Regions from separate parts of the Mus musculus genome. Here region 2 is linked to region 1. The links are chromatin loops, found by intact Hi-C in ENCODE. Cell type or tissue: left cerebral cortex. All regions are shown on one strand. Links, peaks and the distances in the headings refer to the core of each region. The heading gives the core; the rest is flanking DNA.

Region 1 (8,324 bases), core at 195-8,194:
GTTGATTTTTACATTGTAATGACATAAAGCAACTAAAACCAATTACAAAGGTATACAATTTGACTACACTGTTGGAAATTTCAGTCCATCAAAAGTATTAGATCTTACAAAAATCACATAAGGAAACAAAATTCTGAAAAGACAAATCAAAATCATAAAAGATAAAGTTAGAGAGCTGGGGAGATTGCTCAGTGGTTAGAACACTGGCTGCTCTTCCAGAGTTCAATTCTCAGCAAGCACATGGTGGCTCACAACCATCTTTAAAGGGATCTATAAAGGAATCGGACACCCTCTTCAGGTATGTAGGTATACATACACACAACAAAGCACTCTTACATTTTTAAAAAAAAAAAGTACAGAAAGAAAGAAAGAGAGAGAGAGAAGTTAGTTCCTATCCAAACATTTAATACTTACTTCAAACTCAAAAATATTGGACTTTCAAGTCCTTCTATGGGCTTCACAGCCTCTTAGACCTCCACTGAAGGAAAGGTAGCTGCATTACTGACTCTGAAACAGTGGCATTACCCTCAACCCCATAAATGTCCCTTAATTATCCAAGTATTGGACACTAGAGTTCTGAAGACACTATCTTACTTTACTCTCAAATAGAGTCTCTTTCTTTTCACCCTAACAATCTTGATCATAAAGTCTAGAACTTTCTGCCTCCAAAATCGCTTCAGCTCATCTTTGACCTTCTCATCAATTACTGTTGTAAAATACAAACTCCCATTCCTTAAACTCCGCTGACTGAAGTCCCATCTTCCTTCACTACGTAAGACCATCCATCAGTCTGACTCAAGGCTGCCGTCCCAGTGCTCTGACCCTCCTCTAACAGAGGGGACTGCATGAGATCAAGCTTCTCATCGTGCTGAGCATGTAGTACCATGCCGCTTTGTCACTTCTATGCTAGACTGCATCTACTCTACTCCTACAATCTTCTTGGACATCTTCTATCCCTAAAGATTTAAGTTAAAAAAAAAAATTCCCTTTGCAAAAACTTAAATTTTCCTGGGTGAAGGCTTGACAAAGATTTCCTATAAAAGGCCTGATAGGAAACATTTTAGGTTTTCAGGGTCCTAAGCTCACAGTCTAAACTGCTATGCTATTTGGTAGCAGAGAAGCAGCGTCCACAAATGTGGGACGCACAGAGAGCACAGTTCGGTTCAGTCCCGGGGCTACAGGTAACAACTCTGACCCAAGACAGCAATCTCTCTCACACAGAATCAAAATGTCCTGTTACTACACTTACATCCTAAGGCCCTCACCACAATTTCTTGGTAATCTTAACTACCATTCATCCCGCCAAATGCAAAAATTTCAGTGCTGGATAAATACTCAAAATGAAAACACTGTAACATTTTATTTTAGATAGGATTTTAAAATGTAAGAAATACAAGCCAAGAACAGATGAGGTGAAAATCTCTCACTTCTATTGACCTTCCTTTAAGAGCAGAGATTCCGGAAGCACCTGCTCCTCCTTGGCCTCAGCCGAGTGACGGATGGACGCTAGGTAGCCTGCACTGAATGCACTTTAAGGCTGTTTTCTCATCATGGGGAGAGCCCAATAAGCCAGGCACATCTGCAGATATCTGTGGGACAGTGTCCTTAGGCAACAACAAATGGTCCATAAAGCTAAGGTTTAGGTGATATGAAACTCTGTTCTGAAGTAGTAAAATATAAAAATCTGCAATACTTAGAATAGTACTTATGAAAAAATGTTTTACAAAACTCTGAATAATAATGCTTAAAATAGCCTTCAAAAGTTAAAGACAGAAAATAAAACAATGAGATTATAGAATAGAATGTTTTAATGTCCCAACAATACAAATGCATTCTGCATCAAAGGAAGCACTATTTTCTCTGCCTGGCACAAACTCTTGGAGTGTTTTGCTTGGAGACAGGGTCTCATTGGCCCTGTCTGGCCTGGGGTTCCTCATGCAGACCAGGTGGACTTCAAACTTCCAGAGCCTGGGTTACTTCTTTGTGCTGAGTGCTGGGACTACTCTTAATCCCAACACCAGCATTTAGTAGCTCTTACTATCCAGTACAGTGCTTAACATTTCACATGCTCATCACCCACATACCTCCCAGAAACCACATTACACTGGTCCCCATTTCATCGATGAAAACGAGTCACAGACAAGTAAACTAACCAAGTTACAGAGTCAGAACCCAGATCTGAAGCCTGGAATCTGGTTCCAAGGTAGCCTGTGCTAACTTCACTGTGGTGCTCTTATGAGTTTCCTAAGGGGGGGGATCTGCCTTCTCATTCCATTTCTTTTCTTTCCTGTATTATGTCTTTAATATTTAAATAAAGGTTTTGTATATACATATAATTGTATTAGTTTTAATTTTTTAATATATGAAAATAACTACATGCTTAGATTATGACCCCTAAAATGGTATCATTGGTCAGTAACTTAACAAAATAATTCATATAATGTCTATATAACACTGTAAGCAATATAATTAAGTTACAGTAGCCAATTCCTAGCCTTCCAGAATCTTCTATTGAAAAATCTTTAACTGTATACACCCTGAGTAACTCATCCTGAGTAACTCATTAAGATCACTATCCAAGATCCAACTACAGTAAGCTGCCACCATCTTCAGGTGGCATTTCCTAAGTGCTCCTATTTCTACCCTGCCAAAGACATCCCTCACAACAGTGTCGTTGCTGTTGTCTCAACTTTACAGCACAGCACTGTCCCTGAGATTAAGGTTAGTGAGTACAGAGCCTAACAAGCTGTCAACTTAACAAGATGGACTTCATGTCCCCATCTCCCACCAAGACACCATGTCCTACTTCCTTCTTCTCTCCACTGTACTAACAAAAGTCACAGCGCACAGCAGTCTTCACTAATAATCTTAAACATCAGGATACTAAATCTTCTATTTTACTGGCAAGAAATAATTTTTGGTTACCCTTTAGTGATTAATTTTAATAAACCATAAAATCTAGACAACAATTCCTCGTTCAAGAAATCATCAAAAGCCAACACTAATTCTCACAGTATAGCTAGAAATATGTTTTTTCTTTTGAAAACATACAAAAATCTCGTAATTTTCCAACAAGTACTGGGTATAAAGGCGACTAAGTACATACCAACTTCATTAAAATCTTCAAATGTGATCTTGCCAGTGGCTTCTCTGTCATAATCTTTAAGAATCTTCAACACATCAGCCTTTTTCACATCAAAGCCCAAGGCTCTCATTGCCACCTTTTGGATTAAAAAGGAAAAACAAATTGTAAAGCACTACTTACAAAAGAAGTCATCAGTGATTTCTAAGGAAGTTTTCCATCTTAAAAGACAACAGCAGATTACTAAAGCACAATTATTCTGTATTTTTACCTCTAACTTAAGACTATGAAACATCCTGGTTTTTCACTTTGAAAATAAATAGAAATTATTTTCATTGGCATTTTGCTGTTTTATATGACCAACTAATTAAAAAGAATTTACAAAAAATATATAAAACGATGCACTAAATACAAAGATAACTATTTGTTACCAAGGGAATAAAGACATATCACAACTATTAAAAGGCTAGACAAAAGCATAAAAGCAGGGAAAAAAAGCAGAAAAATTTCAGGCCTCCATGGTTGACACAGTGGAATTTTATAATCTTATCACTCAGGAGACTGAGACAGGATTGTCATAAGTTTGAGACTAGTATAGGATACACATTAAGATCCTTTCTCAACAAACAAGCAAGCAATCGGCTTTCCCACCAGAGCATACATAATTAGCTACTATGGTACAATTAGTTTCAGATGACTGAGTTTAAACAGAAAACTGCTACTAGTACCAGGAAAGGAGAGCTGTGTCACTAGTTAGTGAAGTCTTTATGTCAGACATCCCTTACTAAACAGGGGAAGAGCTGGTGGAAAGGATGGGAGACAAAACCTGGGACTGAGGGCTGTGAGCAGAGCTGCCACCTTCTCCAGGCAGGGAGGCTCTGAGCAGAAGTAATCAGTAACAAGTGGAGGTAGTGGAGACAGCCGCATCAAAGGGCAACAAACGCAGAGGAAGCCAGGAAAGGCTTATGAGCTAACAACATGGTCAAAGAATTCAAGAAAGATAGATATGTAAGGGTAGTGTAAAGACGAATAGAAAAGGAGGAAGCTCGAGCTGTGAAACCAAGTCCCAAACCGAAACAGTCAATGCCAACAAATGGCGAGACACTGTACAGGACGGACTCAGACTGCACGGGAGGGAGCGGCAGCAAGACACAAGTGGGATGGGGAAGGAGCGAACAGAGGGCCTCAATATTGAGGCCCCAGCTTCAGGCCTGTAATACTTTCAGATAGTCTATCCTCTCACCTCAGTTTCTATCTACCCCTACTTGAAATGCTTAAAAATCACCTACAATGTTGCCCAATTTAAAACTACAGTTAACATTTAAGATATCAAATGTTATCTTTCTCACTGGGTTGAACATAAGAAATGTGTTCATAACAAATTTCCCCCTCGATCTTTACTCGTAATTTTAATCCTTAAATTGGGTATTTTCCCTCAGCACATAGCAACATTAGGCATCAGACAATTTATATCCTTTGTAACAGAGACGAGCACACTAAGAGTGTGTTAGTACTATTTTAAAAATTAAAAGCTCAATCTCAGAAATGTCTGAGCAAAGGCAACTATCTCTCCATCTCAAAACTTTTTAGGTTGCACTACAGAGATAGCTCAGTGAGTAAGAGTGCTCCTCGCCCTGCAATCTTGAGGACCAGAGTTCAAATCCCCAGCACTCATGTAAAAAGACAGGCCTGGCTGCAGGTGCCAGTGACAGAGGTGTGTTGATTGGAGTGACCCCAGAGTTCACTCTCTAGCCAACCTAGTTCAGAAGTACTGAACTTCCAATTCAATGAGACAGTCTGTCTCAAGGCAACAGTGTTGGAAGGCACACAAGGCCGTACTCTACACTGCACATGATACACATGGAATGTACAGGTCTGCACAAGCAACAAGCATAGGCCACAAACATCGTGTTTTAAAAAGCTGAGCTATATACCATCCCACAGAGGAAAACAGCAGTGGGAAGAGCATGCTAAGGACTCTCCCTTTAACTGGGTGAATGGAGAAGTTACACTTTCCATCATTACGCACTTAAATACAAGGTTCTACAAGCCATATTCTGTTTGTACTGTTTTCTTGTACCACCTGTGGGTGGGCACTACAAACAGCCTCACAGTTCCGAGACAAGCTTCTAAAATAGACTTTAAAGCAACAGTCACAAATGCAATTGAGTTAAACAAAAATGGGTCTTAAAAGTCCCCTGTTACCTTTAATTCATGATAATCTATGGCTTGGTCTTTGTCGGTATCAAACAGCTCAAAAGCATCTTTAATTTCTTGCTTCTGTTCTTCAGAGAGCTCTCTTCGTTTTTTCCTTTTTGTTTTGTCTACTACAAGCTCACCTCTAGGACACAGAAAAATGTCTTTAGGCCACTTTAACCCATCTTAGGACAAAGATTCATTTTCTAAATTTTAACAAAGCAGAGTAGCCTGGCAAATAAAGGAACTGCCCCTAAATCAATGTCCTGTAGTCAAATGTACTTTTATAAGAGAAATCCTAAACAAAGTCAAAAGCACCGAAAACACCATACATATTATTCATGTCATCTACCAAAAATAAAGAACAAAACAATGTCATCTACCAAAAATAAAGAACAAAACAATCAACCAGAATAGACTTGATTTTGGACAGCTTATAAATTCTCACAATTACTACAAAAAAACAACCATAAAACTTAAAAGATTACTTTTGCACTGTAAGCTCAAAATGTTTTTAGATTATACATTTGTAACACTGCTTTGTGGTTTTATTCCACTGATATTAGCCAGGCAAAATATAAAAGGGTCTAAACATTCAAATACTAGACACCAAAAAAAAAAAAAAAAAAAAATCACAGCATCTAATAGTCGTGCTTAAGTCTACGTGATGTTTAAAAGTGTTTTAACTCTCACTTAACATGTAAACGATAGGTTAAACGTCTTAAAACTCTGGAGAAGCTTAAAGAAAAATCTAAAAAGGGCACTTGGATCTGAAAATGTCTGCCTTCAAAAGCTGCCAATGCAAAAAGCGGTCCAAATGTGTAAACGAGGATACAGCACGTGTATCCGCACGTTCTAAAAGATGGAAGCTTTAAACCTCAAACCCTTGAAACTCGGCTAACTAACTGCTCGCGCTATTTACGTCTGGACGCCGTCGGGCTCAGGGACGCCGGCCCAGTGGCCCACGTGACCCCGGCTGCCCCCACTCGCCACACCCCCACGCCAGCTCCCGCCTCCTTCGTCACCCTGCGGAGCCAAAGGGGCGGCGCGGCGCGGCCCGCCCGGGGCACCTTTAACTGTAGATGGGCAAGGTGAGGAGCCAATGAGGGGAGGGATGGACGGAAGTGAAAGGACGGTGTCACGGAAACGAGCTCCACCCGAGACGCCTAGAGCACAGCGTGCCTCGGGGCCCGGGGAGAAAGGCGAGCGCTCCTGCGACTTTCCAGGGGGAATCAGGCAACCAGGGCTGAGTCCCGCAGTCGCGTGAGGGAAACCTCGCGAGACTTCACTCGGGCTGCGGCGGTGCCCGGAGGCGGGAACCGCCGAGGTCTGGTGCTCGGCGCTGGGCACCCGCCCCCGACCCGGTCTCCCGTCCACACCCGCCCTGGCCCTCTGGGGGGACGGAGGCACGGCCTCCTCGTTACCGACCTCAGAGCTAAACTCATTCTCTCTTCCGACAGAGATGTTCCACTCGGGGACTTTACCACGGGAACCGCTCAACAGCCACCAACCTCCACGCCTCGGGGACCACCCACCAGACAAGTTTCTGGGCGCGATTGGCTGAAATTGCCAACAGCCGGCCTATTGGGGCGGAAGCGTCGCTGCTCTTCTTTTTTCATTGGTCAGCATTCATGTCAATCAAGTACACATTTTTTGGCCCTGGTTGTCAGTCTGGCTCCCTGGATTGGCCAGGTTCTTTCCCGACTCCCTTGCGCGCGTATTAGAGTCACCACGCGAGACTCAGGCAGGCAAGGCGAGGCCCCACGCGTGACATGCACGGCGTCGACCGAGGGAAGGGAAAAGGCCAGCCCAAGCAGCCTGCTCAGAACGAGGGAGCAGTTTATTGGGGAACCAGGTCTGCGAAAAGATGTACAATTTTAGGTGGCCGGTGCACCTGAGAAACTTAAATCTAAAGGCGACATTCTTTATTCTTAGTTCAGTGAGGACCAAGCTAAGCGTTCTCCCCCGTACATCTCCCAAGTGATTTTAAGGCAGGCTGGATTATGGATTAGGCTTCTCGTTTTGCTGTTTTGTTAGGTCATTTACAATGAGACTAGCCAAACCACCCTTTTCTTCTGTGCGATTGGAAATGTGTGCTTGCTTCTGCTTCTCATTTTCTAGTGCTATAAAGTGTTTATGTGCGTCTTATCTTCACTGCCCACCAAGCCTCTTAAAGTTTACTTAGATCATCAGACTGCGAGCGAGACTGACTGTCTTCAAGGCCAGGGTTCTGTTTACACGAGTATTTGTACCAAACAAAATATCTGGAACTTAGGTGCTCCATAAATATTTGATGCATAAAATGAGGTATTATTGTGGAAAACTTGGAAACTACTGAGCTAACCTGCAGTGCTTATCGGTATAAATACAATAAACTGGGGCTAGGAATTAGAAACGGCAAATACTGTATGTAAGCTTATATGTGAACGAAGGACGCTGTGTAATTGGCTATGCATGAGTTAAGCTAGAGTGTAGATAGGAATTTGGACAAGTAAAGGATTGGGATAAAGCTAAAAAGTAATAGCTAAATGATAGCACTCCCAAAACCAAAGTAGAAAAATGTTGAAGAACTCAACTGGGCATGGTGCTACACATGTTTAATCCCAGCACCCAAGAGACATGTAAGCAGATCTTTGAATTCTTTACATTGTGAATTGCAGGCCAGCCAGGACTAGTAGTAGACCCTGCCTAAAATATAAAAATTAAGTACTTTTACTAACAAGTTTAAAAGGAAATTAGGCCAAGCAGTGGTGGCTCACGCCTTTAATCTCAGCACTTGGGAGGCAGAGGCAGGTGAATTTCTGAGTTCGAGGCCAGCCTGGTCTACAGAGTGAGTTCCAGGGCAGCCAGGGCTACACAGAGAAACCTTGTCTCGAAAAAACAAACAAACAAACAAAAAAAGGAAATTAGATTACGTCATATGTATACTAAAGAACACTAGTGAAAAAAAAAACTACTAAAATTTTAAGATTGTAAAACCAAGCCTAAGAAGAAAAGTATTAAATAAAGGTGAAAATAAACCATTTACATGGAGATGTTTGAAACA
Region 2 (8,324 bases), core at 110-8,109, 1.3 Mb before region 1:
CATGTAAATAACCTCTTTATAAATGAGAAAATGGAGAAAGAGCCTTTCAAACAGTTGCCATAAATTAGAATAAATTGCATTAATTCAAGATGTAAAACTAGGAGAGCCAGGAGAACATGCAACATATTTTCCCCAAATAACACTGAACAAGCACAAGTGTATACTCTGGGCATATGTATATCTTTTCTGTGACTGACAGCCTGAAGGATAGTCCACGTGATATGTGTGTTCCTGGGGAAAAACAATCTTTATTTGAAATAAGGAAAGAAGTACAAAAAAATGAATAAAATACTCAAAATTTTTAGTACAGATGGTTTTACAATACTTTTATGAAATGTTCTGTCTTACCAACTAAATGTGTACTTATCTCTTATTCTAGGACATTAGTGTACATTTGTCACATCAATACATATCAGAAAAACTACAGATGATAAGTAATTTATGGCTGAGCCTCATTAATATCACAACACTTATGAGCAGCAATGTTTCTCTCTCTTGCTTAATTTTTATAGGGATGAAGATTGATCTTGTTCTTGTTCTTGGTGATAAACGAATAATACACAATAAATGAATTTTAAAACCTTAATGCTAATAAACCAAGAAAAAGAAATAAAATTAGAAAGCTCTCTCTCTCTCTCTCTCTCTCTCTCTCTCTCTCTCTCTGTGTGTGTGTGTGTGTGTGTAACAATAATAATCAAAGAAAAAGGAATTATCATCTTGAGAGTGAGGGTCACAGGCATGGTTTGAGAAAGAGTATCTAAGAGGGAGGGAAGTGATGCAATTCTATTTCAAATAAAATGCATTAAAATAAAATTATCTAATGATGTGGGGAAAAAATGACCCTTTACAATTGGTATGACACTGTAAAAGAAAATCACCACTGTGGTAGTTCCTCAAAAAAGATAAGTAAAAGAAAGAAAGAAAGAAAGAAAGAAAGAGAGAGAGAGAGAGAGAGAGAGAGGGAGGGAGGGAGGGAGGGAGGGAGGGAGGGAGGGAGGGAAGGAGGGAGGAAGGAAGGAAGGAAGGAAGGAAGGAAGGAAGGAAGGAAGGAAGGAAGGAAGGGGGAGGAAGGAAGAGGGAGGAAGGAAGAGGAATGAAGGAAGGAAGGAAGAAAAAAATCAGAACTTCCATATGATCAAACTATAGTCACTTCTGGGTATAACTAAAGAAATTTAAGTCAGTACATCAGAGAGATGTTTGAATATCTATGATTATTGCCACATCATTCCTAGTAGCCAAGAAGTGGAGTCAGCATAGATGCTCATCAATAGAAGAATGGATGGCTGAGATACGTTACACATGCACAATGGAGATTTATTCAGATATTAAGAAGAGTTCATTCATAACATTTGCATGAAAATTGATGGTAGACTATAGAATTGCAGTATCTGTATACACACATACACCAACACAGAGATATGTATTGAAACTTTTTGAGATACCATGTGGAAAAAGGAAAAATCTAACAGGAATAGGGAAATTAGATGGTACAATTTATTTTATTTTAATTTTTTATTTTCAATATAAATATGTATCATGCAGATAGAAGGAGGATTATTCATAAGTAGGCAGTTATGGGAAAAGAAGAAATGGGTGGGAATGAGTAGGAGAAAAACACAATGGAACACACATATATCTTGAAGTGAAATAAGGAAAGGAAGCCAAGAAAACTGCAACAGTAGTGTTAAATGCAAATATGATAGTCTCCAAAAGTCAGACAAATCATCTGTCCAGGATACTTGCTTCAAGCAAGATACAACTTAACAATGTTGAGTATCTTGCTCCAAATCTTAGAACAAGTGATAGCTGGTTTAGTTTGCTGTCAGTCAGACCCCAACCCTAATCCCTATATTTTCTGCTATAACACATGGCCAATTTCAAAGTCTTTGAAAATAAAATGGAAGGTTATACTCAGCTTCTTACTTAGAATCACTCAAAATGCTCATGATGCACTGCTGAGGATGAGCTGAGTCTTCCGGTCATCTGTGTGTAGCCTCTCGTGCTGCATGCCCACTTTCACTTGGTAATGTTTCTCAACATTCTCTCCAGCACTCTGCTTTTGGCCTTTTCTTCATATCCATTTCTTACTTAATGGACCTGATCTCAAGAAGAATGATTCATTCTAATTGAATCATGGACAATTCAGGAATGTGGAACTCATTGTTTTTATTTCCATGATTATGAATATTGTAAGGTTTTTTCAATGTCTTTTTTCTTTCTTAAAGTATATTTCATCAGGTCTTTTGTTGCAGGTATAGCAAATAAGATCATTACTTCATTTTTACACTTTTTTCCCATTAATCAGCCTTTCTTTGCTGTGACAAAATACCCAGGATGATTAAGATATCAGTTGTCAAGTTGAGTTCTAGAACCCCTTGGGAAATGAGGCTCTGGGCATGCCTGGGAGATTAACTTGATCAGTTTAACTGAGATGGGAAAACTCACCTATTATGAGTGGCATTGCGCTTTGCTTTGGAATACTGAACTGTATAAAAATAAGAATGCGAGCTTATACAAATACACTGTCTCTGCTTCATAATTTGGATACTTGAGAAAAGCTGCCCCAATTTCTGCTGTTATGGTATCCTCTATGACAGACTACAACATTTAAAAGTAAGTGCAAACAAACACCCCCTTTTTTATGTCGCTGTTGTTAGAGTATATTATCAGAACAAATGGAAGAACAACTAAGGTAATATTTAGCACATAGATGGAGAAAATATTCATTTTGCTCATGTTTCCAGAGGTGTCAGTCATAGTAGCTTGCTCCATTTTTCCAGGGCCTAGAGTGCTATGGTGGATACATAGTGGAAATTATAGTGAACAAGCCTGGAGGAGAGAGGGAGGAAGGAAGGGAGGAAGGGAGGGAAGGAGAGAGGGTGAGAGAGACAGACAGAGAGAGAGAGAGAGAGAGAGAGAGAGAGAGAGAGAGAGAGAGGAACAAGAGAAACAAAAGAAGAGGAGCAGGAAGAAGAAGAGAAACAGGAAGAACGAGAACAAGATAAGATGAGAGGAGAGGAGAAGAGAAGAGAGGAAAAAAGAGAGAGAAACATACCAAACATACCTACAAAGTTACAGGCATAGTACACGGTAGCCCACAGCTACCAATAAGGACCTACATTCTAGTAGCCCCTTTGATTTTGACTACATGATTGAGTAAACCTCTTGGTAACTCGGTGACTTCATGGATCAATTACTTCTCAGAGGTATCATGAGCTAGAGACTAGAGCTTCAACACCAATGCCAGTGAAGGATATCTTATAGCCACACCATAACAGTACTATATAAAGATTTTGACTAATTGTCCATCAGATGAATACTTTTTATCATTCCCTTTCCTGTTTAGAAGTTTTGATAGAGTCTGTGAAATGATTCCATGATAATGTGTTTAACCTACACATTTGAAAGAATAAGAGGTATATGCACGATATTTTCTTCCAGTTTTATTATCCTAATCGAAATATAGTGATACTCAAAATATTCATGAAGTCAAACATTAATACTGAACAGTCAGATTGTGTGTGTGTGGGGGGGGTATGAGCCATCTTGTCACGCACACCATTGACCATGTCTGAACTTTTATTTGTCAGGTAGGTTTGCTTTAGCAGAAAATCTGCTGAGGTGCAGACAAAACTGATTCTTCACATAATTATCTCACACTGGACTCTGACCTAAAAGCCCACTCAAGGTCCAGTGAGTTTTGTCTTGATACAGAAGAATGAAGGAAGGTTCCAATAGGAGCCTAGAGCTTGAAAAGGTAGAAGGACCAGCTTTTCTGTGAATAGAATTTAGAATAGCACCTTTGACATCTGCTCATACTTCAAGATCCCATAGAAAGACCCCTAGCAGACATAGAGGGCATAAAATGTCCCTCCTTCTGAGGACTTAGCTTTCCAGTTGTTGGTTAGATGGTCAATTTCTACCCCCTTTCTAACCCTCTAATCTCTCTCTCTCTGTCTCTCTGTCTCTCTCTCTCTCTCTGATTCTCTGTCTCTGTCTCTCTCTTTTTCTTTATCTTTCTGTCTCTGTCTCTCTCTCTCTGTGTCTTACTACTTCCCTTTCCCTATGTTCTCTTTTTCTCTGTTTTTTTATGATTGTTCCTACACTTCCAATTGCTTTCCACTGTTTCCCTCTCTCTAAATACCATCTCTATTCCTTAACTGAATAAAATAATGATCTGCTCCACATATAAAGCATATTCATTAAGGGAATTTTCATACCCAATACTCAAGTTAGTATTGCTTTGTTATTTATTTTCTAATAAGAAAAAAAACTATATCAAGACAAAAATATGTTATTGCATGAGCTGGGGGAAGCTTAAATGCTCATTTTCATTTTCTAAAGTGAAGAGCAGCTGAAATAACTGAAAGAAAGATGCCACTGTGGTCTGAGAACATAAATCAGTTTCTAGAAGGGCAACAGAAAGAAGAACTTGCTAGTAAAAAAGAGAGAGCAGGAACTCAGGGACTAAAGGTATAAATAAAAATATTTTACAATAGCAATAAAAATACCTAGAAACTTAAGTGAGTATCCAGACCCCTGTTTCTGGCCATGGTCTTTTCCTTCTAGACAGACCTAGACTGAGGCATGATTGCAATACAGTTCAAAGAAATACTGAAGTACACACACTGCCACTTTATACTATGTCTAATTTCAGTCACTTGAGGATGATATAAATGCTGATGTTGGTGTTATCCTGCCTGTGCTTCTTTTCCTGTACAAGAAAAAAAAATCTTCTTTTGGGGCAACATTCTTTTATCACGTTCCCTCTTTGTAGTTAGAGAGTGGCACTGGAAAGCAAAAGCAAAAGGGAGCAAAGAAGCAAGAATGAACCTGTGCACATGCAGCTTCAGAAAGGTCTGGATTTAGTTTGGTACGGAAAGTACACTTAGCTCTTCTCCTGGATTTGCATCTGCATGTCTTTTCCCCAGCAGCACAGCAGAAACAGCCCCAGCTTCTGTGGTGGAGGTAATGCACAGCATCAACCTCCTTTGTGCTGCTGGATGTGAATGCTAATGTTCTAGAGTTAAATATAGCACAAAGCAAGTATGTCAGAGGGAAAAAATACTGAAGCAACCAGCTTTACACTGCAAGGGGTTAGGTAGAATAGGCAAGGTGTTATTATTGAACACTAGAACAAACTGCAAAAATGGGAGGCTATCAAAAGAAGATGGGGTGGAGAGATGTGACTCAGTTACACTAACCTAATGTCCTCAGTACCAATGTAAACACAAGAATGTCATGTGCTAGGGTTTGGATGAGGTGTCTTGAATAAAGGTACAAACCTGCCATTATTATGTATAATCATTAAATGATATTAAAATGCTGATTAATAAGATGGGTCAATAGGAAATATGCCCTACTCCCCTTAATTCTCTAGTAAATTCATTAAGTCATAATACATACAAATTATTATATTATTCTGCCCGTTTCCCATTGCCTAGTTATGAAACACAATTTTGAAGAATTCTAGAAAAAAAAATGCTTTATGGGTGCATTAGTTATTTTTATGATTACAGTGACAAACACCTGGTAAAAGCACTCAGGTGGAAGGCTGTATGCTTTGGCAAATGGTTTGAATAAGTATATCTCATCTTGGTGGAGAAGGCATAGTGGGCTGTCATTCTTCACTTGCAGTCAGAAATCAGTGAAAGATAAAAGCCGAGGTTCATGTGTCTCCCACCTTTATGTTTAGTCTGAAGCTTCAGCAATGGGAGGGAATCTCTCATATTTTTTACTACTACAGGTCATTCACACAGTTATGAATTGTGGTAAATGACTGGCTGTACACCATATTCACCTATGCCCTGGAGCTATGGAGAACCCTTGCTGTTTCTCCATAAACTAGAGCAGCTGACTGAATCCATGCCTATTCGTAGCTTTATCTCAGTAGCCAGTACATCTTTACAATAGATGCATCCCTGGGGCTTAGGATGATCATTGTACTCAGTGAATGCTCAGGAAATCTTTGGAAAATCAACATGGATATCATGTCCATCTAAATGGATACTTACACAAGTCATTAAATGCTACAACAGATAATGAGAATTCTTTCAGGTTTTGCAATACTGAATGTTAGCTAAAACCAAAAGGCTACATACAGTCTCTCACTTACTACCTGGGAAACATATACAAGTCAGTGGATATCTTTATCTTTTTTGAGCTCAGTGTTCCTTTAAAAAAGAATTCGGAGTTAGCATTCTCTCTCTTTCATCTGTACATGGTGACATTTAAGGTTCACACTTGGATAGGCATGGTTATGCTCAACCCTAATCCCAGCTTTCCAGGTGCCGGGACATGAATGAATTCAAAGTTAGCTTGGACTCCATAGAGAAATTCTGTCTCAAAAGTAAAGAGAAGCAAAACCAGGCAGTGCAGTATTATAACAGTAAGGGGAAAATAGCAATAACCAACAGATACTAAATATACAGAAATTTGGTTTGAATTCTGTGCACAAAACAAAAGGTGAGAGCTTTTCCCCAGTCATATCAGATGCCAGGATAGTTAACTGAAGTGTAGTTTGAAGCTATTTACTCAACAGAAGTGAAGTACTTCTGCAATCTCTCCCATTGAGCCAAATTGTGTTAGATAATGAGGATAACTGAGGAGAGGATATTCATTTAAAAAGGAAATCAACACGTAAGCAACTACTGTTTAAGGAAAAGAAAACTCCATGAAGAAAAATTCTGGATCAAGGTTGTGATTTGACAAGGTTATTGAGTCAAGACACCAAGACAAAGATATCTAAGAGAATAAGACAGATTGTCTGGAAAGGTGGCTGCCTACTGCTCAGAATAAGCTGTACATCATAGTGATTCCTAGAAACAAGAGAGCCAAATATCAGTGACAAACAGAATGCACAGGGATATGCTGTTGGGTGCTTGAAGATGATTCTCAAATTCAAGATAGAAAGAGTGCTTAAAGGAATAACAAAAAGGGCTTACATGGACACATAAAGTTAAAATATACAGGTGGTATAATTATTAGAAGAATGACAGACCACAAGCCTGAAAAAAAGTAGAAGTAGAAAGTATGCCTACTTTAAATCAAACCAATTTCTGGTTGAAGTGAAATAGGATGGGATAGAACATTATGGAAAGAACACTTCAATTCATCAAGTCTTTACAGTCACAATTTTATTTTGCTCTTAAGCTAACAGTGTAAGTAATTAATTTCAATCACTATGATGTGAAATCTACAGTACCCCTATGCATTCTGCTTTGACACTACTGGCTCAGGAAGTTAAGCTAACTTCAGAAACAGGCAACAAAGAAACTTTGCAGCAGCTGACAAGCACACTGTATAGAAGAAGTAAAAGCAAGAGAAGATGGAGAAAAAGTTAAAGAATAAGAGGAGGAGTAGGAGAAGGAAAAGGAAAAGGAGGAGGAGGAGAAGGAGAAGGAGAGGAGAAGAAGGAGAAGGGAGAAGGGAGAGAAGTAAGGGAGAAGAGGGAGAAGGGAGAAGGAAGGAGGGAGAAGGGAGAAGGAAGGGAGAAGGGAGAAGGGAGAGAGAGGGGAGAAGGGAGAAAAGGGAGAAAAGGGAGAAAAGGGAGAGAGAGGGGAGAAGGGAGAAAAGGGAGAAAAGGGAGAAAAGGGAGAAAAGGGAGAAAAGGGAGAAAAGGGAGAAAAGGGAGAAAAAAGGGAGAAAAAAGGGAGAAAAGGGAGAAGGGAGAAGGGAGAAGAAGAAGAAGAAGAAGAAGAAGAAGAAGAAGAAGAAGAAGAAGAAGAAGAAGAAGAAGAAGAAGAAGAAGAAGAAGAGGAGGAGGAGGAAGAAGAAGAAGAAGAAGAAGAAGAAGAAGAAGAAGAAGAAGAAGAAGAAGAAGAAGAAGAAGAAGAAGAAGAAGAAGAAGAAGAAGAAGAAGTAAACCAACATGGACCACAGAAAAGAAAACTCAACTGAAATGAACCATGAATAAATGACATCTTCAGATTCAAGAAAGATTAACTACTTGATTCAGTGATGTTAATAGAGGTTGGACAAGTGTGGTGGTTTAAATAGCTTTGGCTTCCACATATTCATGTGTTTGAATGCTTGGTCATAAGGAGTGGTACTATTAGAAAATATAACCTTATTGGAGGAGATGTATCATTGTTGGAGGAAGTGTGTTACTGTGGAAGTAGACTTTGAGGCCTTCTGTGCTCAGGTTTTGCCTAACTTAGTAAGTAGTCTTCTTCTGGCTGCCTTTGGATCAAGATGTAGAACTCTTGACTCCTCTAACATCATGCCTGCCTGTATGCTGGCTGCCATGCTTCTTGCCATGCAGATAATGGACTGAATCTGTGAAACTGTAAACTAGCCCTAATTAAATGTTTGCTGTTCTAAGA

Evidence for each region. Hi-C counts contacts between places; a loop is a spot of excess contacts. Peaks named below come from ENCODE experiments on the same cell type or tissue, not always from the same donor. Only the 100,000 strongest peaks of a DNase experiment are listed, where the experiment ranks them.
Region 2: it touches region 1 in a loop (2.8-fold over the local background); 2 of 42 quality-filtered maps call a loop at or near these places.

Annotation. Positions count from the first base shown.
Region 1 is chr13:81,781,740-81,790,063 of GRCm38, reverse strand. It overlaps Cetn3 (centrin 3), which reads right to left and starts at 6,817. Exons shown (of 5, transcript NM_007684.4): 1 at 6,707-6,817; 2 at 5,288-5,423; 3 at 3,107-3,221. The coding sequence starts at 6,723. In left cerebral cortex, for the core only: a CTCF peak has its summit at 3,253; DNase peaks (open chromatin) are centred at 5,066, 5,413, 6,375, 6,865 and 7 more places; H3K4me3 peaks cover 3,573 bases; H3K27ac peaks cover 6,572 bases.
Region 2 is chr13:83,096,747-83,105,070 of GRCm38, reverse strand. All of the region lies in intron 1 of Gm33073 (a long non-coding RNA gene), which reads left to right. Among named protein-coding and RNA genes, the nearest start is that of Gm33073, 20 kb to the left of the region's middle. In left cerebral cortex, for the core only: no CTCF peak of the experiment used is centred there; a DNase peak (open chromatin) is centred at 4,878; H3K27ac peaks cover 862 bases.